7 separate regions of the Homo sapiens genome follow, and regions 1, 2, 3, 5, 6 and 7 are each linked to region 4. A link is a contact called in ENCODE Hi-C or POLR2A ChIA-PET data. All regions are on one chromosome and are shown on one strand. Each heading gives the region's core, a stretch centred on a gene start or an enhancer-like site at or near the end of the contact. The rest is flanking DNA. Distances are from core to core; before and after follow the strand shown.

Evidence for each region. Hi-C counts contacts between places; a loop is a spot of excess contacts on that map. ChIA-PET counts read pairs that join two places held with the same protein, here RNA polymerase II (POLR2A). Pooled maps may share reads with other maps.
Region 1: a map with no recorded cell type shows a loop between it and region 4 (13-fold over the local background). The contact joins the promoter of HEATR6 here to the promoter of PRR11 in region 4. A Hi-C loop is called at or near these places in 1 of 37 single-sample maps with no recorded cell type and 8 of 50 pooled maps. POLR2A ChIA-PET finds 5 or more read pairs at or near these places in 2 of 52 experiments (activated CD4-positive, alpha-beta memory T cell and activated T-cell).
Region 2: a pooled map shows a loop between it and region 4 (9-fold over the local background). The contact joins the promoter of RNF43 here to the promoter of PRR11 in region 4. A Hi-C loop is called at or near these places in 7 of 50 pooled maps. POLR2A ChIA-PET finds 5 or more read pairs at or near these places in 2 of 52 experiments (PC-3 and endothelial cell of umbilical vein).
Region 3: a map of naive thymus-derived CD4-positive, alpha-beta T cell shows a loop between it and region 4 (19-fold over the local background). The contact joins the promoter of MKS1 here to the promoter of PRR11 in region 4. A Hi-C loop is called at or near these places in 2 of 168 maps with a recorded cell type or tissue (CD4-positive, alpha-beta memory T cell and naive thymus-derived CD4-positive, alpha-beta T cell) and 9 of 50 pooled maps. POLR2A ChIA-PET finds 5 or more read pairs at or near these places in 1 of 52 experiments (GM12878).
Region 5: a map of naive thymus-derived CD4-positive, alpha-beta T cell shows a loop between it and region 4 (11-fold over the local background). The contact joins the promoter of RNFT1 here to the promoter of PRR11 in region 4. A Hi-C loop is called at or near these places in 1 of 168 maps with a recorded cell type or tissue (naive thymus-derived CD4-positive, alpha-beta T cell) and 8 of 50 pooled maps. POLR2A ChIA-PET finds 5 or more read pairs at or near these places in 2 of 52 experiments (CD4-positive, alpha-beta T cell and activated CD4-positive, alpha-beta T cell).
Region 6: a loop to region 4 is called in a map of Panc1, with 23 times the contacts of the local background. The contact joins the promoter of SUPT4H1 here to the promoter of PRR11 in region 4. A Hi-C loop is called at or near these places in 2 of 168 maps with a recorded cell type or tissue (CD8-positive, alpha-beta T cell and Panc1) and 15 of 50 pooled maps. POLR2A ChIA-PET finds 5 or more read pairs at or near these places in 4 of 52 experiments (AG04450, Panc1, activated CD4-positive, alpha-beta T cell and 1 more).
Region 7: a loop to region 4 is called in a map of OCI-LY7, with 4 times the contacts of the local background. The contact joins the promoter of TSPOAP1 here to the promoter of PRR11 in region 4. A Hi-C loop is called at or near these places in 2 of 168 maps with a recorded cell type or tissue (OCI-LY7 and naive thymus-derived CD4-positive, alpha-beta T cell), 8 of 37 single-sample maps with no recorded cell type and 11 of 50 pooled maps. POLR2A ChIA-PET finds 5 or more read pairs at or near these places in 5 of 52 experiments (WTC11, activated CD4-positive, alpha-beta T cell, activated CD4-positive, alpha-beta memory T cell and 2 more).

What each region holds. Positions count from the first base shown.
Region 1 is chr17:60,077,594-60,080,338 of GRCh38, reverse strand. HEATR6 (HEAT repeat containing 6) reads left to right here and starts at 1,418. Exons shown (of 20, transcript NM_022070.5): 1 at 1,418-1,643. The coding sequence starts at 1,425. HEATR6-DT (HEATR6 divergent transcript) reads right to left here and starts at 1,030. Exons shown (of 2, transcript NR_135648.1): 1 at 867-1,030. RefSeq lists a silencer at 1,632-1,761.
Region 2 is chr17:58,415,959-58,418,935 of GRCh38, reverse strand. RNF43 (ring finger protein 43) reads left to right here and starts at 1,402. Exons shown (of 10, transcript NM_017763.6): 1 at 1,402-1,919; 2 at 2,974-2,977.
Region 3 is chr17:58,217,989-58,221,092 of GRCh38, reverse strand. It overlaps MKS1 (MKS transition zone complex subunit 1), which reads left to right and starts at 1,838. Exons shown (of 18, transcript NM_017777.4): 1 at 1,838-1,942; 2 at 2,364-2,473. The coding sequence starts at 1,863. LOC105371841 (a long non-coding RNA gene) reads right to left here and starts at 1,779. Exons shown (of 2, transcript XR_934884.4): 1 at 1,034-1,779. RefSeq lists an enhancer at 1,731-2,010.
Region 4 is chr17:59,154,181-59,157,224 of GRCh38, reverse strand. PRR11 (proline rich 11) reads right to left here and starts at 1,479. Exons shown (of 10, transcript NM_018304.4): 1 at 1,420-1,479. It overlaps SKA2 (spindle and kinetochore associated complex subunit 2), which reads left to right and starts at 2,039. Exons shown (of 4, transcript NM_182620.4): 1 at 2,039-2,094. The coding sequence starts at 2,062. RefSeq lists enhancers at 1,302-1,351, 2,012-2,251.
Region 5 is chr17:59,963,279-59,966,172 of GRCh38, reverse strand. It overlaps RNFT1 (ring finger protein, transmembrane 1), which reads left to right and starts at 1,433. Exons shown (of 9, transcript NM_016125.4): 1 at 1,433-1,565; 2 at 2,889-2,894. The coding sequence starts at 1,510. RNFT1-DT (RNFT1 divergent transcript) reads right to left here and starts at 1,077. Exons shown (of 4, transcript NR_110815.1): 1 at 985-1,077. It also overlaps the pseudogene TBC1D3P1-DHX40P1. RefSeq lists an enhancer at 1,063-1,332 and a silencer at 1,363-1,492.
Region 6 is chr17:58,350,810-58,353,639 of GRCh38, reverse strand. SUPT4H1 (SPT4 homolog, DSIF elongation factor subunit) reads left to right here and starts at 1,439. Exons shown (of 5, transcript NM_003168.3): 1 at 1,439-1,573; 2 at 2,132-2,238. The coding sequence starts at 1,505. TSPOAP1-AS1 (TSPOAP1, SUPT4H1 and RNF43 antisense RNA 1) reads right to left here. Exons shown (of 5, transcript NR_038410.1): 4 at 1,726-1,896; 5 at 1-1,641. It also overlaps a transcript of RNF43 not described here. RefSeq lists an enhancer at 123-658 and silencers at 1,046-1,475, 1,756-1,865.
Region 7 is chr17:58,327,517-58,330,390 of GRCh38, reverse strand. TSPOAP1 (TSPO associated protein 1) reads left to right here and starts at 1,596. Exons shown (of 32, transcript NM_004758.4): 1 at 1,596-2,803. The coding sequence starts at 2,471. It overlaps TSPOAP1-AS1 (TSPOAP1, SUPT4H1 and RNF43 antisense RNA 1), which reads right to left. Exons shown (of 5, transcript NR_038410.1): 2 at 2,270-2,341. RefSeq lists enhancers at 774-853, 954-1,123, 1,654-1,723, 2,594-2,753 and a silencer at 2,434-2,543.

The DNA.
Region 1 (2,745 bases), core at 169-2,668, 920 kb before region 4:
ATATATAACGCACATATGTACACAGACTAGGAATAAGAAATAATATACCAGCACAACGGAATCTAAATCCAAACAAAAAAATTAACATTTCTCCCCAAGCCCAAAGTCTTCAGAAAACTACCTCTGCTAAAGCATACCCCCAATTTTCACTGCTGAACAGAAATGTTTTGTTCTCAGGATAAAACATACATTCAGGTGACTTCAAGGTTTTCCCTAAGGGCCAAGGGTGAGGATTTGCTTTATATTTGCATAACTCAAAGGCCCTAGAGATGGTTTTCCCAATCTGCCCAACTGTGAAAGTCAAGCCTTCACTTCCTGGATGACTGAAAAGTGATCACAGATTTTTAAATGGCCATTTTATTCTCCAGCTTCTTGACTTCAAGGTTTCAGAAAATCTTGGGGTGTCTCATTTCAACCCGGTCACTCTTAGGCAGATTATATTTTACATGATTCAGTTAAACTCCAAAATTACTCTTCTAGTGGGGCGAGGTGCCTCATGATCCATGAGAGGATTCACACTGGGAAAAAGGGAGAAAAAGGAACCAAGAGTACAGCCAGCTGTCACTTAAGTAGGGAAAGCTGCCTTATATTCCACTGACCAGATTGCAATCACAGAGCCACAGCCAACTGCAAGGAATGCTAGGGAACGTAGCCTTTATTCCGGGTGGTTTTGTGCCTGGGGAAAGATTTTAGAAGAGTAGAAGGGTGCCTTAGAACTAGCGGTTTCTGCTACTGCCATCCACAGCATACCCTCTCCAACTCCAGCCCGAATCTGAAACTCTAGTACGGAACAGAGTACCTTCAGCCCTGTCCAGGAACAAACTCTGGGAGGACAAACTTTCTGGAAGCACAAATTGAGAACTCACTTTTCAGTCAGGGCTCAAGAAGGAGTGGCCGGCGAAAAATCTCCAAGCCAATTTCTTTCTTTTTTTTTTTTTCTGAGACGGAGTCTCGCTCTGTCGCCCAGGCTGGAGTGCAGTGGCGCGATCTTGGCTCATTGCAAGCCCTGCCTCCCGGGTTCACGCCATTCTCCTGCCTCAGCCTCCCGAGTAGCTGGGACAACAGGCGCCCGCCACCACTCCCGGCTAATTTTTTTTTTTTTTTTTTTTTTGTATTTTTAGTAGAGACGGGGTTTCACCGTGTTAGCTAGGATGGTCTCGATCTTCTGACCTCGTGATCCGCCCGCCTCGGCCTCCCAAAGTGCTGGGATTACAGGCGTCAGCCACCGAGCCCGGCCTCCAAGCCAATTTCTGACAAGCATCTGCAGGGTACCGGTCGGAGGAGTCCCGTAGTCATGGAAACCCCTCTGAGCCCCAGTCCGGTCTAAAAAAGGTACTTTCGGAACTAGAGCGCGCGGAACGGGAGGATGTCCCGGAAGTATTTCCCTGGGATCACCCCACCCACCCCCCCCGCCCGTAGAAAAGATGGCTGCTGTGCAAGTTGTCGGTTCGTGGCCTTCCGTGCAGCCGCGGGAGGCACCGCGGGAAGCAATCCCTGAGCGAGGCAATGGGTTTCGCCTCTTGTCTGCCAGGCTCTGCGCCCTGCGCCCGGATGACAGCAGCTCCGCCCGCACCGAGATCCACCTGCTCTTCGATCAGCTCATCTCCGAGAACTACAGCGAGGGCAGTGGCGTGGCCCCGGAGGTAGGCGGCGCGCCCTGCTGGCCCCGGCCCCGGCCCCACCCCTCCGGGAACCCAGCTGGTGGCCTCTGCCTGCCTTTCCCTGATCTTCCCACTCTCGCGCCTGATGATTTAGTTTCAGGATGGCGTGCCCCCTCCAACCTTGGCACATTCTTAGTTCTCCATTTGGAAGACCCTGCAGTGCTTGGCACGCTCGAGTCATTCAAAACCCAACTTGACGACTCCTGCTCTGATAATGCCTCGGGTTTCCTCTCTGATACCAACTTTCCATCCGCCCGCACCCTCCTTCACTCCCTCTCTGTGCACCCAGAACACTTGGTTGACAAAATGCATTACTACTGTTTATTGCGTACATGGTACACGGACCACGTGGGAATCTTAGAACTTGCGTAGTATTAGGGCTTGTTTGCTAATGAAAATACTGAAGCTCGTAAAAATACAGTATACAAAACTCTGCCACAAAGCCCCTATGTTTTCTGTTCCTACACACTAGCTCCTCCCCTCTGCCGTCTTTCTGAGTAATCTTACACACATCAGGCCTTAAATTAATGAATTCTCTGAACTGTTGACACCATGGCCTTCTGGCCCTACGTAGGAAAGAGGGAAGTGGTGCAAGTTGCCTGCTTGCACAGGCATCTCAAACTAGACAGTTCCTAAAGATGAAATTCATTAGCTCCAAACACGCATTCCCGTCCCCAGTCCATCCCACCTTCCAACACACATGCATCATCCACCAAGTCACACCAGACACAAACACTGGTTCTTCCCTCCTTCATCCCAGATCCTGACCAACTCAGGTATTTCAGAATGTGTCTCATATATATTTCTCAGTTCATCCCCTCCTGTCTATTCCCATAGCGAGTGCCTTAGACCTCAGGCAAGGCGACTTATGCCTGGACTGTTCGCTGATCCCCTCTGACTGATCTCCTGCCTCCTGTCTAGCTCCTCTCCAAGCCAGTCATTCCTCCAATGCCAGAATGATCTTTTCTTTAGGAGGAAAAAAAATTGTTCATAAACTTTAAAATCTGCTTTGGAAAAGTCTTCAATACGTATTGGTAAATGGTTGAAGCAAGTTGCAGGACAATTCATACAGAATGAGATCAGT
Region 2 (2,977 bases), core at 153-2,652, 740 kb after region 4:
GTCAAGGCTGCAGTGAGCCATGATGGCACAACTGTGCTCCAGCGTGGGTAACACAAGACCCTGTCTCAAACAACAAAAATAAACAAAAAATTTATTTTCGAATTTGTCTTTGATCTAGGTTAGTTATTAGATCTGAAATTCTGAAACTACTGTCATAAACCTTATCTACAGGGGAAACAATGTTGAAGGTCAATAGGCTACTCATCCTTTTTGCTTTCAGAGGCATTATGTCATTTAATCTTTACAACAGACCTATCGTAATTATTATCATCAGCATTTTACAGATGATCAGAGATTCGTTTTTACATGAGGTAAGAAACACATAAAATTTACTATCATAACCATTTTTAAGTGTACAGTTCACTAGATTTAACTATATCCACATTGTTGTTCATTTGTATAATTTTGAAAGTTTATGGCAGCGGTTCAGAAATAAAATGTCTCACCACAGTCAAATATAATCTGGTAATTTGAAACTTCAAATGTTATAAATGTATTAGAAACTGTTGTATTATTTCTAATGGCAGGGTAGTAATAAGGATTATAGTTCATGAATGTGGTAATTAGCCAGAAATTCATTTTCTTTTTGCCTATGTTCTTCTCATTAATCATATTTTACCCTTTGGCTTGTATTTATGACATGGACTTATTTGGAGTCTTACATTGAAGGCATAGGTCTGATCCATAGTATTATTTCACCTCCCAAAGATTGAAAAGAAAATAACAGTTGGATTCCAGACATCTGACATCAACCTGATTTGAAAGTTCCATATAGGCACAGTTTAGACAGAGCTACTGAATTTAAATTAGTAAGAGCTGAAGAAAAGCTAAGCATAAAATGGACAGAGCCCTTCCCAGGGTAGCAGACATAAGCAGCAATAAATCAGTAAGTACTAAAACACAGGATCACTTTATTCTGGCTTTCTGCCATTTATAGACACTCAAACTTGGAATGAGCAGAAATCCTTTTGAACTTATATTTGCAAAACCTTGTGTCCATTCTTTTATCTTCCGGATTACCTTTATTTTTTTCTGTTTATTTCCTCATACCATCATCTATGCTCTGTTGGGTGCAGAGTCTGCTTAGATATCTTTGAGTGGCCCTGATTTGCATGTGGTAGCTTGCTTACCCAGAGAAAGGTACTCGGGATCGAATTGGATGCAGTTTAGCTGTGGCTCAGTAGAGGGAGTAGAGGAGCTGAGGGAGGGGGGAGAGCGAAAGAACGGGTCTGGTTAAGTAAGTGTTGTGTGTGAGCACCAGGAGGAGGGGGGCAGGGTGGGGAGTGGTTGCCTCTAGCAGCTCCACCCTCACTTTGTCAGCAGGTAGAGAGCGTGATTGCAGTCCCAGGGGAGGGAGTCAGAGCTAGAACACCAATTACAAACCACAGGCTTCCTGCTCTAGGGAGTTGATCCAGAATTGTCTTTCTGAAAGGAAGCACTCGGAATCCTTCCGAACTTTCCAAGTCCATCCATGATTCAGAGATACTGCCTTCTCTCTCTCTGGGATTTTATGTGTTTCTGATAGTGAATTGTTGATGTATTTGCTACTTTGCTTCTTTTCTCTTTCAAGACTTGATCATTTTATATGCTGTTTGGAGAAAAAAAGAACTTTTGTTAGCAAGGAGGTTTCAGAAATGATTTTGGATTTTCTGTAAGTGTTTAATTTAGTTCTAGGGGACAGCATCTCTCATCCCGGAGTAAATTTCTGCCTTTGACCTGCATGGATTATTTTTTCAGGCTGCGGAATTTCTCGGCACCTACCTGTAGTATGGGGCACTTGGTTTGGTTGCAGAGTAAGAAGGTGGAAGAATGAGCTGTACTTGGTTAAGCAGTTGAAACCTTTTTTGAGCAGGATCTGTAAAAGCATAATTGAATTTGTTTCACCCCCGTGGATTCCAGTGGGCCCGACAGCGCAACAGGTTTGCAGATTTCTTTTGAAATTCCTTTTTCCCCCCTCCCTCTGCCTCAGCAAAAGAAAAGAATCCATATAACAGGTTCATGTTCAATTGCTTGGCTTTTCAGCACTTATTCTGAAGACTTTATAATATTTTTAAACTTGACCTTGGAACACAGAGGGCTTTGTGGGTGAGGTGTATTTATATTTACTTAAGGGTGCACATTTTAAAAATCTTATTCTGTGTTTGTACAAAGACGCAAATTTTCATAGTGCCTAGAAATAGCACAGATCTATTCTACTCAAGATTATTTGTATTTTTTCAGGGTATTCTACCTAGAGCCTGTGGTTAATCGCCTCCCTGCTCCCCCTACCTTTTATTCCCTACCCCCTCAGGGAATTTGGATACATGTGAGGAATAGTCCTTTGTTTTTCTTATGAACCTAGAAAATTACAGATCATAAAATCTGGATATTAAAGTAGTTTCCAAAAGCATCTCATGGGAAATCAAAGTGCTCGGCATTTCCGAGCTGGAGAATAAAATCAAGAATCCTTAAGAGAGAAAAGAAAATGGAGATGGAAATATGAATTTTAACTGGGAAAAATAATTGGAAAGCTAACCTTTTCAAATACTCTAATTATGAAAGTTGGAAAAGGTTGTGATGCTCAGGATTATCCTGTAATGTGTGAAGATACATAAATTAGCACCTAATTTATAGGCAAATTTTGGTAAAACACAAAAAATTATGGTATGTCTAAGTTCATGAAAAGTATGTAAATGCAGTGGGCCTAGAAACCTGGCCACACTGAAATACAGTTTAATGTGGAAACTTTTCTAAATACATATTGTAGCATCTTTGGACATCAACGTGTGGCCTGAAATTTTTATTATTGTTCCCTCTTCTCCTCCATTAAAAAAAAAATCTCCTTGTGGTATTTAGTCATTTACCATTAACACATATTATGGCTTAAAAAGGGCCATCCCTTCCTTTTCTGAGCTGGAGTTCTTCACGCTCACCTTTGATGCATGGCCTTAGCTGTTTACTTTGCCTTGTTTTGTTCATGAACATTGGGTTTAGTGCC
Region 3 (3,104 bases), core at 589-3,088, 940 kb after region 4:
CTGAATATTTAAACATAAAAGGATCCTGATTCATAGAAATCAGTAAACAAAACATGAAAACTTAGTTTACCTATATAAAAATAATACTAATTATGGTTGCTTACACAAATAGCTTATATTTCCATAACGTGGTATAGAAACTATTTTGCATATAATTATGTCAGATTAACTTTGTTATAAGTTAGATTTGGTTATAAAATTAAACTAGAATCAGGCTCCACTTTATCAGCTGTTGTGCATGTGGCACAGATTGCCTACTCACAATTTTAAAAGGAAACATTGGAGAGACAATTTCTTAGGAGCTAGAAAGGTGCCTTTTGTTTTATGTTAAAATTATTTCCGGCCGGGCGCGGTGGCTCACGCCTGTAATCCCAGCACTTTGGGAGGCCGAGGCGGGCGGATCACGAGGTCAGGAGATCGAGACCATCCCGGCTAAAACGGTGAAACCCCGTCTCTACTAAAAATACAAAAAATTAGCCGGGCGTAGTGGCGGGCGCCTGTAGTCCCGGCTACTTGGGAGGCTGAGGCAGGAGAATGGCGTGAACCCGGGAGGCGGAGCTTGCAGTGAGCCGAGATCCCGCCACTGCACTCCAGCCTGGGCGACAGAGCGAGACTCCGTCTCAAAAAAAAAAAAAAAAAAATTATTATTTCCCAGGTTGGAAATGTGTGCGTTTATGGAATAAATTGGTAGGTGAGAGGCTGTGAGGCAAACTGGAAGGTGGTTAGGCTTCAAAAGACAGAAGAACTTGGGCTAGAATCCCAGTACTTTTACCACTTGCAAGCTAGCAAGTCCTTTAAACCCTGGCCTTCACGAACTTCATTTTTAAAGTGAATAAAAGTACCTTTTTGAGAGGCTTCTACAAGGATTTGGGACAATGCAAACAAAAGTGCTCAAGCTGCACTAGATCCTAAATAAATGGTGCTATTTATGGTGAGTCGGTGTTACACAACTAGTGGCTATGGCACCCAGAGCTTCCAATGCCAAATCATCAAACTGGCATGAGATTCCCGAGTTCAGGGGACAATTGCTTACTTTGTTGGAGGAGGACTAGATGTGAACAAGGCTGATAAATGTTGACATTCCCAAAGTGCCGGGACGCCAGACGTGAGGTTACAGCATGTCCTTCCTTTGCTAGTACAACGAAGCATGACTTGTGAATGTCACTTTTTTGGCTTTTCAGGAAGCCAGTGCAGTAACAAAGTGGCTTAATGATCCAAAACTAACATACACAAGGTAAGAATCAGTTCAATAATAACATCGTTTCCTTCCTTACTGTTGACTTCCTTGTTTTTTCTTTCTTTGCTCAGTGAATATCAACACAAAGACTAATAAATCTTCTGACACTTTTTTTGTCTTCCAAGAATATATTTTCTTGTCTGGCTAAGGGCCATCACCTTCCCTGACTCCTTTGGGAATAATGGGTGCATTTCTTACAGTCACATCACCCGATTTTCAGGCCAAAGTTTTCACGCGTTGGGTGGAAGGCAGTGTGGCATGGTGGAAAAGGTAGAGGGCGAAGACTCAGGCCACCTGGTCCCCGTCATCATTTCTGCATCTATCTGTCTATATGAAGTGGGCTGATGGCTGTGCCAGTTTCCTCATTTGCACAGCGCACGAGGTCCCGCTTTCGGTGAGCTTTTATCGCATACATGGTAAGCGGTGATCGGTAGGACCCCGGAGCCCTCTTGGGCGTTCGGCTTGGGCTGCACTTGCACTGTGTGGCCAACTGCGACCGTGGCGCCGTGACGGGAACGGCGGGTTGCGCGCGCAGCACCTCCGTCGCCTCCCGATCCAGCGTCTCCGTTGCCAGGAAAACAGAGCGGCGCGCTTTCCGGCGCAGTCGCGGCGCGTCGCAGCTGTCATGGCGGAGACCGTCTGGAGCACTGACACCGGGGAGGCAGTGTATCGCTCCCGGGACCCCGTGCGCAACTTGCGCCTCCGGTAGTCGCACCGCCCCAGCCCCGAGGCCCCATGCTTTTGTGTCCTTAGATCATTCCAACCTGAGCTCGGTGTTCTGAGGTCCCCACTTTCTGCTTACAATCCCGACCACTTCTCCGGGCTCCCCACTTCTTTCACTATCCGTACCCCCATCCACTCACAGCCTCTAAGAACCCCTTACAGACCTACCCAAGTCCATTCACGTCTTTGTTGCTCCCAGTTTCTCAAAGCCCTGTGCCCCCAGTACACCCTCTCCCCTTCATTCTTCCCCATAGGACGGCGCACCCACCCACCTCCTCTCCGTTGTCTGCACCCAGCACACCTTGGCAACCCTACCTCCTCTGTTTTGTTTCCCCCATCCTTGCTTTGTGTTCATCTCCTGGTTGCGTGTCTGGTAACGAATATTTTGGGCTTTTCTTGACAGAGTCCACCTGCAAAGAATCACATCAAGCAACTTTCTTCATTATCAGCCTGCTGCCGAGCTCGGGAAGGACCTCATAGACTTGGCCACTTTTAGGCCTCAGCCAACTGCCAGTGGGTGTTACGGTGGTGATGTGCCATCTAATACTAATTATGATACTAATCAGAATTGTGGCCAAATGTAGTGAGATAACAAATACTATACTTCTGATATGTTATAGAGTTGCCCGGCAACCTACATTCTATTTGTGGCTTTTTTTTTTTTTTTTTTTTTTTTTTTTTTTTTGAGACGGAGTCTTGCTCTTTCCCCCAGGCTGAAGTGCAGTGTCGCTATCTCCGCTCACTGCAAGCTCCGCCTCCCGGGTTCACGCGATTCTCCTGCCTCAGCCTCCCGAGTAGCTGGGACTACAGGCGCCCGCCACCACGCCCGGCTAATTTTTTGTATTTTCAGTAGAGGCGGGGTTTCACCGTGTTAGCCAGGATTGTCTCGATCTCCTGACCTCGTGATCCGCCCGCCTTGGCCTCCCAAAGTGCTGGGATTACAGGCGTGAGCCACCGCGCCCGTCCTATTTGTGGCATTTTTAAAAGAGAAAACGTGCCCCAAACCCTAAATACACATATAAACACTTTTAAAAACAATTTTTAAACTGGAGACTGCTTGCAAAATCTGCATATGATGTGCATGTATAGATCAACTGTGTTCTTGTGGTTTTCCTTATCTGGGAAACCAAAAGAATGAGGAGGA
Region 4 (3,044 bases), core at 230-2,729:
CAGGAGCTAAATAATGTTTCATTCAATAAAGAATGAAAAGAAGCATTCCTGCTAAGTGTTAGCTAGCAAGTGTTATTTTAGTTAAGGAATATATTCTAATATTGTCAAATTCTCTTGGTTAGGGAGGTTTTTACTTCTTCATATCATACCACATCTTCATATGGCTAAAAGATGGGTCTAAAGCTATTTTCCAATAGGAAGATGCAATAAATAATACAGTAAGAATTACAGTCTTTTGCAGGAGTTGGCGCTGCTGCTTCTGTGAAAACTCCACCCAATGATATGAAAAGTTCTTTGCGGCCGAGCGTGGTGGCTCACGCCTGTAATCCCAGCACTTTGGGAGGCTGAGGCTGGTGGATCACGAGGTCAGGAAATCGAGACCATCCTGGCCAAGAGGGTGAAACCCCGTCTCTACTAAAAATACAAAAATTAGCCGGGCGTGCTGGCGTGCGCCTGTACTCCCAGCTACTCAGGAGGCTGAGGTTGTAGTGGGCCGAGATTGTGCCACTGTACTCCAGCCTAGGCGACAGAGCGAGACTCCGTCACAAAAAAAGAAAAAAAAAAAAAAGAAAGAAAGAGAAGAAAAGTTCTTTGTTCTGGGGTACTTTCAAAGCTGTAGCAGCAACGGAAATGACTGTTGCATTTCATTGCCATCTTCCTAAAACACATTTTTATGGAAGTCTCTTGCGCTCCTCCACAAATAGCCTTCAATTACTTAATTTCCATTAGCAGTCCAATTGATTCTTCTTGAACACCCATAGCACTATTTCTGGGTACTTGCTTTTTTTAAATTTTATGTTTTATGCTTTTTTTTTTTTAAGCATTGCTGTTTTTGTTCTGTCTTGTTTTTCCAAAGAGACTGCAGCTCCCTAAAGTCTCATCCCGCACAGTATTAGGCACTCAGTAAACAGGACACGCATTTAAAATTGACACTCTAACAGCATGCCAGACAATATCGAGTAACATAGTAATATTCCCAGTCAAGAAATGTACCAACTTAAACTTTAATGTGCATAGAAATCACTCAGGGAAATCTTGTTAAAATGTATATTCTGATTTAGTAAATTTGGGTGGAGTCCGATAATTTGCATTTGTAACAAGCAAACAAGAGATGCGGATGCCGCTGATCTGTGGACTTGCATTGAGCAGCAAATATGTAAAGAAATGTTCAAAAGGAAGGCAGATGCTTTGCTCCAAAACGTATCTTGCGAAGTGTTAATTAAATAGAAGTATGGTTAAGATGAAGCCAGGCCGAGCACTTCTTCCCCAGCCCCAAACCTCCCCTTCCTCCTTTCCATTTCCCCTTCGTGTCCAGCCAAAGTCCCCACCTCCCTAAACCATAAAAACACAAGCAGCAACAGGCCCAGCTACTCAAGACGCGAGCTCAGATAACAAAGAAATAATCGTTCCTGCACTTACTAGTCTAAGAGCCGGGGGAGTCGATGGAGTCCGGGCTGTGGCCTCTCCCACGCCATAAAGAAAAATTCAAAATTAAATCCTTGTCAGGGAGAGGCCAATCGTAGACACGGTCTCTGCACGATTCGCTCTTCGGATGGTGTAGGAGCACAGCCCGGCTTGTGATTGGCTGAGATAGCACAGAGCTCCAGCCAATCAGAGCTGAGGCGCTTCTGGTATGAATAAGGAGAAGGCGGGAGAGAAGGGGAAGGAAAGCCGGAGGGGAAAGAAGGTGTGTTACGTCCCCTCTGCTGTCGGTGGAAGCTCTGGTGTGATTGGTTGGCTCTTCTTCCAATTGCACCAATCTCAAGCTCTTCTCTGCAGAGCCCTAACTACAAAATTGAAAGTAGAGAGGAGGGGGCAGCCAATGGAAAAAAAAATTTGCACAGCAGCCAATCCTCCTGCGGCGTTTTGTGCCTTTGCCCAACAGGAAAATGTGTCTCATGCAGAGGGGCGTTACCCAGTCTCCAATGGGCGGGAGCCGGTGGAACGGAGGAGCCAATGAGTGCGAGATGTTGAGTGACAGCTGTCCAATGGAGGCCCTCCGTGCTAGTACGGCTTGCGGCTTAAGCGCCGCCGCGGTCTGCGGAATGTCAACTATTCAACATGGAGGCGGAGGTCGATAAGCTGGAACTGATGGTGAGTGCAAAGTGAAGGAGATCTACTGGGTAGTTTATTTTTCCCCCATGGCCTCGGAGGTGGGGCACAATTTGGAGTCGCCGGAAACTCCGGGCGGCGGAGGCTGGACCAGAGTCGAGTTCCCTCCTCCTGCACCAAAGGGAGCCGCCACCGTCTGGTGTCTAAACCGCCTCGGGTAAGGGGTTACATCCGGGAAACTCGTCAGGGAAATGGCGGGAGATGCTGAGGGTGCGGGGCCTTTGGAATTCCTTGTTCCTTGCCCTCACCTTTACACCCCTTACGAAACTGCGCCGGGTGCAGACCGCATTCTGTGTTTGTACCAAAAAAGATGTGAATGGAACGGTCCCTAAGCGTCCCAAGAAGGGAGAGGTGGTTCACACTCCAAGAAAGGGGAACGGAGGGTGGGGTGGGGAATAAACTGACGGGGGCGAGGAGAAATCCCTGTAGGGCCAACCCGCTCACGTTCTAAAAGGCGGGCCGAGAAAGTCTGAGAAAGGATGCTAGACTTGTATGCACAACTTCCTAACGGCCAAGGAACCCGTTTCTGTTTGATCCGGAGGTGGCAAACCGTGGGTGAGGGAAGAGGTGTGAGCGAAGGGGATCGTAACCACGAGCTCCGCTCCCGGAGCGCGGGCGGGATTGAGACAGGAAAGGCATCCTGCTCTGGAGTTGTGCACTTTCATTCATCTGTGAAAGTAGAAAACGGGGGCGAAGAATTGGAAAGCACTCCCGTTGTTGCTGGCGTGTTTGGCCTGCTCGGGGGGCGCCCAGCTGGGGGGCTGTCCTAGTTTTCTTTAAGGATCCGTCCCTCACTTGTTCTCTTTATTCCCTCCCTCCCATCCTTAGATTACCAGCTTGATCGCCCGCGCTTTTTTCCTCTTAGTGTCCTTGTTCTGTCTTCAGCCCTTTTCGTTCAGCATTATCTTTTTTTTCTTTTCTTTTCTTTTTTT
Region 5 (2,894 bases), core at 184-2,683, 810 kb before region 4:
TGGGATTACAGGCGCCCGCCACCAAGCCCGGGTGATTTTTGTATTTTTAGTAGAGACAGGGTTTCGCCATGTTGGCCAGGCTGGTCTCAAACTCCTGACCTCAAGTGATCCTCCCGCCTCGGCCTTCCAAAGCGCTGGGATTACAGGGGTGAGCCACCACGCCAGGCCTAAACCTTTTTTTTTTTAGACGGAGTGTCGCTCTGTTGCCAGGCTGGAGTGCAGTGGCTAATCCCGGCTCACTGCAACCTCCGCCTCCCGGGTTCAAGCGATTCTCCTGCCTCAGCTTCCCGAGTAGCTGAGATTACAGGCACGCACCACCACACCCGGCTAATTTTTGTATTTTTAGTAGAGACGGGGTTTCACCATATTGGCCAGGATGTGGCCACGATCTCTTGACCTTGTGATCCACCCGCCTTGGCCTCCCAAAGTGCTGGGATTACAGGTGTGAGCTACCACTCCCCTCCTCAGCTTCGTTTTCTTAATGACCTTTTAATTTTAGAACAGTTTTAGATTAACAGAATTTATTTTATTTATTTATTTTTTGAGACCGAGTCTCACTCACTCTGTTGCCCAGGCTGGAGTGCAGTGGCACGATCTTGGCTCACTACAAACTCCACCTCCCGGGTTCAAGTGATTCTCGTATGCCTCAGCTTCCCGAGTATCTGTAGCGGGGATTACAAGTGTGAGCCAACGCCCCCGGCTAATTTTTGTAGTTTTAATAGAGACGGGTTTCACCATGTTGGCCAGGCTGGTCTCTACCTCCTGAGCTCAAGTGACCCGCCCGCCTCGGCCTCCCAAAATACTGGGATTACAGGTGTGAGCCACTGCGCCCGACCTAAACTTCGTTTTCTTAATAACCTTTTAATTTTAGAACAGTTTTAGATTAACATAATTATTTTGAGGGCAGTAGGGTCCTCTATACCCCACGCAAGACAGGTTTTTCAACTCTAACTTCTACTTCCACCCCACGCAGACTCTCCGCACCTCTCTCCTCTCATCTCGGGTTCTGACAAGGCCTGATCCTCACAGCCCAAATTCACGATTGTGAGGAAAGGTCAGCTCAGACCAAACGTCACCGCCCAGACAGACACAACTAGGTCAGGCGTCAAGCTCGCGGACATCCGAGCCCGGAAACCCTAACACTCCTCCAGGGGTAGGTTCTCCAAGCCTGAACATTTTTAACCTCAAAACGCCCAGGATCTCGGAGGCGTGTGGTGGATGCCACATAAATACATAACACATAACAACGACTTATTATTTAGCGCCAGGCCTGAAGGCCGTTCTCAGGCGCAGCTCGCTTGTTCTCGCTGCCAAAACACCCCGGCAGCCGTGAGCTCTCCACTCGGCGCGGTGCGGGGGCGGGGCTAGGAGGTGGAGCCGGGGCAGGGCGCGCGCGCGCGCGTGAGAACGTCCGGGGAGCGCGCGCGCCGCCGCCGTTGCCGCCGGGCTGAGAGAAGAGCTTGCGGGGTTTGCGGTTGATGGCCCCGACTGAAGGGCTGGAGGCGGTGTATGCCGCTGTTCTTGCTGTCGCTCCCGACACCTCCGTCCGCTTCTGGTCATGAGAGGTTAGGCCTGGGGGAAGCGGGCAGAGGAGGAGGCGGCGAGGGGCCGCGGCGCAGGGGGCTCTGGGGAGAATAGGCACTCGAGGCTCGGACGTGGGTGGAGAACTCTGCCCTCGGAGATTCCGGAAGAGTTGTGTTGAATTTTCTTCCCTTTTTTCTCCTCTTTCTTGTCTGTGCATGAAGGAAAGTGGGAGGGTTCTATGTTATTTATAGAAAAGACACTGAAAGCCTGCTGTCCAACGTCGCTCTTCAGTTTTGACGAAATAACACCCGTGGCGTCGGGGCCTCGGTGAAAGCCTTTAGTGAAAAGCACTGAAACCCAAACCGCCAGACACGGTGACTGCACCACTGTTCAGTCCTGGGAGTGAAATAGAATGACACAGAACATTCCCTGACGTTAACTCTAGCCTCCTCCTAGACAAACGGGAAAAGCACGGCAGTGTGGGATAGCCTCTGCGTTTTGTCAGCTGGGATTCCGACTCTGTTCTTCTGTTTCTAGGAGGTCCACACTGGATCATTTATTAGAGAGATCTTTCTCTGCTAGAGTCCTCTTTCCTCACACCCCTCCCTCCGTAATACACACACCACCGACGGTGGCATTTTATTGGGCGGACTGTGTAACTGCTTATTCAGACTAAAGAGTTACCTAGCAATTACGTGGTGACTCTCCAAAGTATCTATGCTTTAAATGTATTTAGGTAACATTCTTTTGCGCGGGGAGGTAATATTATTGGTGGCACCATTAATTATTGGAAACTTTATGAGCTTTGGGAAAGCTGCTTGAGCAGAAAATCTAATTTGTAGGTCACCTAAGTGCAGTGTTTATTATTAGTTACCTATGATGATAATAAGGCATTAAGATTTAATGTTGTTTTTTTTCCTAACATTTCCAACCATTAAAAAATACTGGCTCACTCTTCCTTATGAAACTTCTTTGATGTAGAATCTACATCAGAGATGAAACTGCACCATTTGGGAAAAGTAAATGTACCAGAGTACCCAGTGAGGACTGGTGCTCATTAACATCTGCTGGGTACCCATACTTCATGACTGTTTTGCGGATGCCTTCTGCCATTAGAGAACTGGAAGCATTTGCAGCTCAACTTTTTTTTTTTTGGTGCAAATGTTCCCTAAAAGATCATTTGTGTAGGGCAGCAGAGCCTTGGCATTAAGGGAGAAGGGAGGAGTCCAGTGATAAATAACCTGAAAATTCATCTGTTGTGATTATTTGCTACTCCTTTAGTGAATAAAGGATACCCAGTGAGGAATATACTGCTGGTATTTAACTGCCTGTTTACTTAGAATATCTTTTATTTGATTTTTTAGGAGACA
Region 6 (2,830 bases), core at 190-2,689, 800 kb after region 4:
GTCACTCAGGGTAACAACGTCATCTCTTTCTACATCAAGAGAAGTAAATTATTTATGTTATCAGAGGCTAGGCTCCGATTCATGAAAGGATAGGGTAGAGTAGAGGGCTTGGCAATAAGAACTGGTTTGTAAGCCCCTAAAAGTGTGGCTTAGTGAGATCAGGGAAGGAGAAAGCATGACTGGATTCTTACTGTGCTTCAGTCATTATTATTATACTGTTCACTTCACACATTATCATACTTCAGTGACTCAGACCTTGGGCAAATACTCTGTGCCTCGCTTTTTCAGTCCATAAAATGGGCCTACTTAATAGTTGTTGCAGGACTTACATGAGATAATAGAGTGTAGAAAATATGTTCCAAAGTGGAAAGTTTTATTCAGTGATAGAAAACATCCAAACCTGTCACAGAGCCCATCTGAACACAGCATGGGACCGCCAACAAGAAGAAAGCCCGCCCGGAAGCAGCTCAATCAGGAGGCTGGGCTGGAATGACAGCGCAGCGGGGCCTGAAACTATTTATATCCCAAAGCTCCTCTCAGATAAACACAAATGACTGCGTTCTGCCTGCACTCGGGCTATTGCGAGGACAGAGAGCTGGTGCTCCATTGGCGTGAAGTCTCCAGGGCCAGAAGGGGCCTTTGTCGCTTCCTCACAAGGCACAAGTTCCCCTTCTGCTTCCCCGAGAAAGGTTTGGTAGGGGTGGTGGTTTAGTGCCTATAGAACAAGGCATTTCGCTTCCTAGACGGTGAAATGAAAGGGAAAAAAAGGACACCTAATCTCCTACAAATGGTCTTTAGTAAAGGAACCGTGTCTAAGCGCTAAGAACTGCGCAAAGTATAAATTATCAGCCGGAACGAGCAAACAGACGGAGTTTTAAAAGATAAATACGCATTTTTTTCCGCCGTAGCTCCCAGGCCAGCATTCCTGTGGGAAGCAAGTGGAAACCCTATAGCGCTCTCGCAGTTAGGAAGGAGGGGTGGGGCTGTCCCTGGATTTCTTCTCGGTCTCTGCAGAGACAATCCAGAGGGAGACAGTGGATTCACTGCCCCCAATGCTTCTAAAACGGGGAGACAAAACAAAAAAAAACAAACTTCGGGTTACCATCGGGGAACAGGACCGACGCCCAGGGCCACCAGCCCAGATCAAACAGCCCGCGTCTCGGCGCTGCGGCTCAGCCCGACACACTCCCGCGCAAGCGCAGCCGCCCCCCCGCCCCGGGGGCCCGCTGACTACCCCACACAGCCTCCGCCGCGCCCTCGGCGGGCTCAGGTGGCTGCGACGCGCTCCGGCCCAGGTGGCGGCCGGCCGCCCAGCCTCCCCGCCTGCTGGCGGGAGAAACCATCTCCTCTGGCGGGGGTAGGGGCGGAGCTGGCGTCCGCCCACACCGGAAGAGGAAGTCTAAGCGCCGGAAGTGGTGGGCATTCTGGGTAACGAGCTATTTACTTCCTGCGGGTGCACAGGCTGTGGTCGTCTATCTCCCTGTTGTTCTTCCCATCGGCGAAGATGGCCCTGGAGACGGTGCCGAAGGACCTGCGGCATCTGCGGGCCTGTTTGCTGTGTTCGCTGGTCAAGGTGTCAGTCGGGGACCTGGTTGTAGGGCCCATGGGGGACCAAGGTCGGGGAAAGAGGGCGGAATGGGGCTGTGGGACAGTAAAGAGAAAAGTTAAGTCTCAGAACTCAGAGGTGGCAGGGGGAGTGAGAAGCCGAAGGAGGCCATCGTTTACCTCGTAGGATCGCGGACAGGTCTTGCAGCTGAGGGCAGGGGCGGTCTTACATGCCTTTGAATCCTCAGCTCTTAGACGTTCGGTGAACTTACGTTGGAGCCGAAAGACACTGGGAGTCAGAGGCGGGTGGGGATCCGCTGCTGAGTGAGTAGTCGGAAAGGATGCCTGACCCTGAGTAGACTAGAGAAAGGAATAGATAAAACGGAATTGGGAACGAGAGAGGAAGGAGTGGGAGGGTGGGACTTAGGAATGAAGCTTTGAGAGTAGTAGGTGGGGAACCTTAGGATACACAGTCAACATAGGGAAACAAGAAATTGAGCAGGTCGAAGTATTGAGAAAGCTACTTTTTCTCTTGGTCTTGTTCATGCTTATCTCTCCTTTTCCTTTATTTTTCTTTCACTCCCAGACTATAGACCAGTTTGAATATGATGGTTGTGACAATTGTGATGCATATCTACAAATGAAGGGTAACCGAGAGATGGTATATGACTGCACTAGCTCTTCCTTTGATGGGTAAGCCGCTTCAGTTTCCATCATTCACTTCTGCATTACCCAACCTGCACCCAGAGAAGTAAATGCAGGGCAAGTGTTAATCCTAGTTGGGCCCAGCCATTCGTTTTTGGGGGTTATTTTGTGTGGGTTTTTTTTTTTTTTTTTTTTTTTGAATCAGGGTTTTGCTCTGTGGCTCAGGCTGGAGTGCAGTGGCATGATCATAGCTCACTGCAGCGTGGAATGATCCTCTGACTTCAACCTCCCAGAGTGCTGGGATTATAGGTGTAAGCCACTGTGTCCAGCCTCAACAGTTATTTTGGGACATACTAGTGCTATGCATCTAATACAGTGACCACTATCCACGTGTAGCTACTGAGCACTTGAAATGTGTCTAGTCCAAATTAAGACATGCTTTTAAGTATAAAATATACCCCAGATTTCAAAGACTTAACATGAGAAGAAAGAATGTAATCTTAATAATGTTTGTTAAATGCATGAAAATTTTTTTTGAAAATGAAGGGAAGGGAGGTGTAGTAATGGTAGATCATTGCCCAAAAGCTGTTGCTTTTTTTTTTTTTTTTTTTTTGGACAGACTTTTCGCCCTTGCCACTCA
Region 7 (2,874 bases), core at 347-2,846, 830 kb after region 4:
ACATGACTGGCATGACACACACAGGGATTACACACACCCAGGGCACATACATATTCAGTAGTACACACATGCAATGATAGAAACATAGGGCGTGTCTTACACATAGAAGAGCACACACATACAGTGACATTTGCATAATAAACACGGTGGCTCCATACACATACATAGATAGAGACATGTTCATATATCATGATAAATATAGAATACATAGATACATGGTGATATATATATATAAATCAAACCATGTCATTATGCATATTTACATGACGATATGAGCATGTCATATATTGTGTAATCAATTACTACATTGTGCCATATAGTAGCATCCATATCTATATATATCATGATGTGTTGTAATTTATAAACTCATGCAATGATAGCCTCCCATGCACATAACAGCACACACATAGACACAGTGGCAAACAAACATAGATGCAATGACACAGAAACATACATACAGATACACCCAATGTGTTTTTGTTACGTTTTATTATGTGACTCATAGACACATAATAGCACACACATATATACACACAATGGCCCCTTCACATATACAGAAATAGATAATGTCTATTCTATAGATGCATACTATACACACGCATGCGCATAATGGCATGCATATATACTCTGACCTAAACAGCAACACATCATGCAGTGGCGTGCGTGTTGACCTACACACTGCTTTAGGGAAGTGAAGATGTCCACTCCTCCCCATGCACCCCCTACCTCCAGTTCCATTGGCTCTTGCCTGGGTGGAGCCCACAGTCAGGGGCTCTAGGGTTCAGTATCACCGCTGCTATTCTGTGGGGGTGCCACACGAGGGCCCCCGACCTTGGCTGAAACTGGCTTGCCTAATGAGTCCCGGGTTCAGAGTGGAGAGGGGCTGCCTCTCGGGGCTTCTCCCAACACCCCTGGCTCTGGGGACTCTGTCTAGACCCCTGCCACTGCATATAGACTGACTCCTGGCTGAGGGGATTCTCACGTCCTTGTCCCCCAAATTATTTAGCAACAAGATCTAAGGCTAGACAGAAGATGAACTTCCAGGCAATTCGGGACAAAGCCAACCCAACAGGCCATGTGGGCTTCCCTGGTGGCCTGGGACAGCCAGGTTGCCCCCCAAGTGCAATCTGCCAGGAGGAAGCAGAAGGAATTCTCCGTCTATTTCTACCTGTCTCTTTGCTTGTCTTCCCGGTTTCTTTCTCTTGGTTTCTGTCTCTCTCTTTGTTTCATCTCAAGTCCCATCTTTTCTAGTTCTGCCCTTCTCTGTGGCTGGATCTCTGTCATACCCTCCCCCGTTCTGTCTCTATCAGTCTCACCCGATGTAGGGAGGACCATCTGCACCCCACTCGCCTCTGTACTCCGGAAGGTGTGAGAATGTGTGAAGATGAGGGTGGGAGGCCACATGTGGGAGCCCTGGGCTGACATGCCGTGAGAAACCTGCTCTTCCTTCTGTCCCCGACCCTGTCAGCCGGTTCAGCCCACCAGTCCAGCGCCATCACCATGGAAACCAGCAGCCGACTTCCTATTGGTGGGTGGGAGGGGAGGAGGAGGAGGAGGAGGGGAGGGCTGGCTCTTCCCGGCTCACCCCCCCACCCAATTCTGAGGCTCAGCCCTCCTCGGAGCCCACCATCTCGAGGCTCCTGGACTGTAAGGGACCCCTGCAGTCCCCAGAGCAGAGGCCAGCAGGGGCTGAGACTATGAGGCAAGCAGCCCATCGACCCAGGCCTCCTTAGGACCAGCCCAGCCACCCAGCAAGCGAAAGAGCAGCAGCAGAGAGCAGAGCCGGAGATAAAGGACCACAGCGGACCACTGGGGATCACCCCCAGCAGCTCCTGAAGCCTCTGGCCGGGCTGAGGGGTTGCGACAGACGGCCAGACCCACAGACACTGACAGACACACAACGACACCGATGCACACAGCTGCACGACACTGACACACTCAGATACAACCAGGGACAGCATCACATACTGCCACAGCCCTGCAATACAGACACCCACACACACACACACAAACAACTGGCAACTCTGAAATGGGCAGACAGTGACACACAGCACCACCCCCCTCAACACACAGAAGTGGGGGCACCCATCTTCCCAACACATGAGACAGCATTGACCTGCACGGACAGACCTGGAGACACACACACGCACCCTCACCCAGGCGCAGCTGTCGGTGGCCTCTGCACATCCTCCCTACCCCCACAGGGACACCCTCGCTCCTCCACATACTCGCGCACACACACAGCTACCAGCAAACATAGCTCACATACCCCTGGCTCCAGCTCCAGCAGCCCTGGCGCCTTCTGCAGCCTCCTTTGTGGGTGGGGAAGAGCTCAGCCAACCTTGGATGGAGCGTCGGTGAAGCAAGAGCTCAGAGGGGAGAGGGGCTGGCCTGGCATGACCCTCGCCAGTCCCCCCACCTGGCTGGGTGATGTCCCCCGGCCCGGGTTCTGGGGCCCCTTGGCAGTACCATGGAGCAACTGACAACCCTCCCACGGCCTGGGGACCCTGGAGCCATGGAGCCATGGGCACTGCCCACCTGGCATAGCTGGACTCCAGGTCGAGGGGGTGAACCTAGCAGTGCAGCCCCAAGCATCGCTGATACTCCTCCGGCAGCTCTGCAGCTTCAAGAACTGAGGTCTGAGGAGAGTTCCAAGCCCAAAGGAGACGGGAGCTCCAGGCCCGTGGGGGGAACTGACCCTGAAGGAGCAGAGGCTTGTCTGCCCAGCCTGGGCCAGCAAGCATCCAGCTCTGGACCCGCCTGCCAGAGGCCAGAGGATGAGGAAGTGGAGGCTTTCCTGAAGGTAAGGGATCTGTGGAGGGCTGGGGTCTGCAAGGTGGGGGTCTCTCACCATGTCCTCCAGCCTGGCCAGGA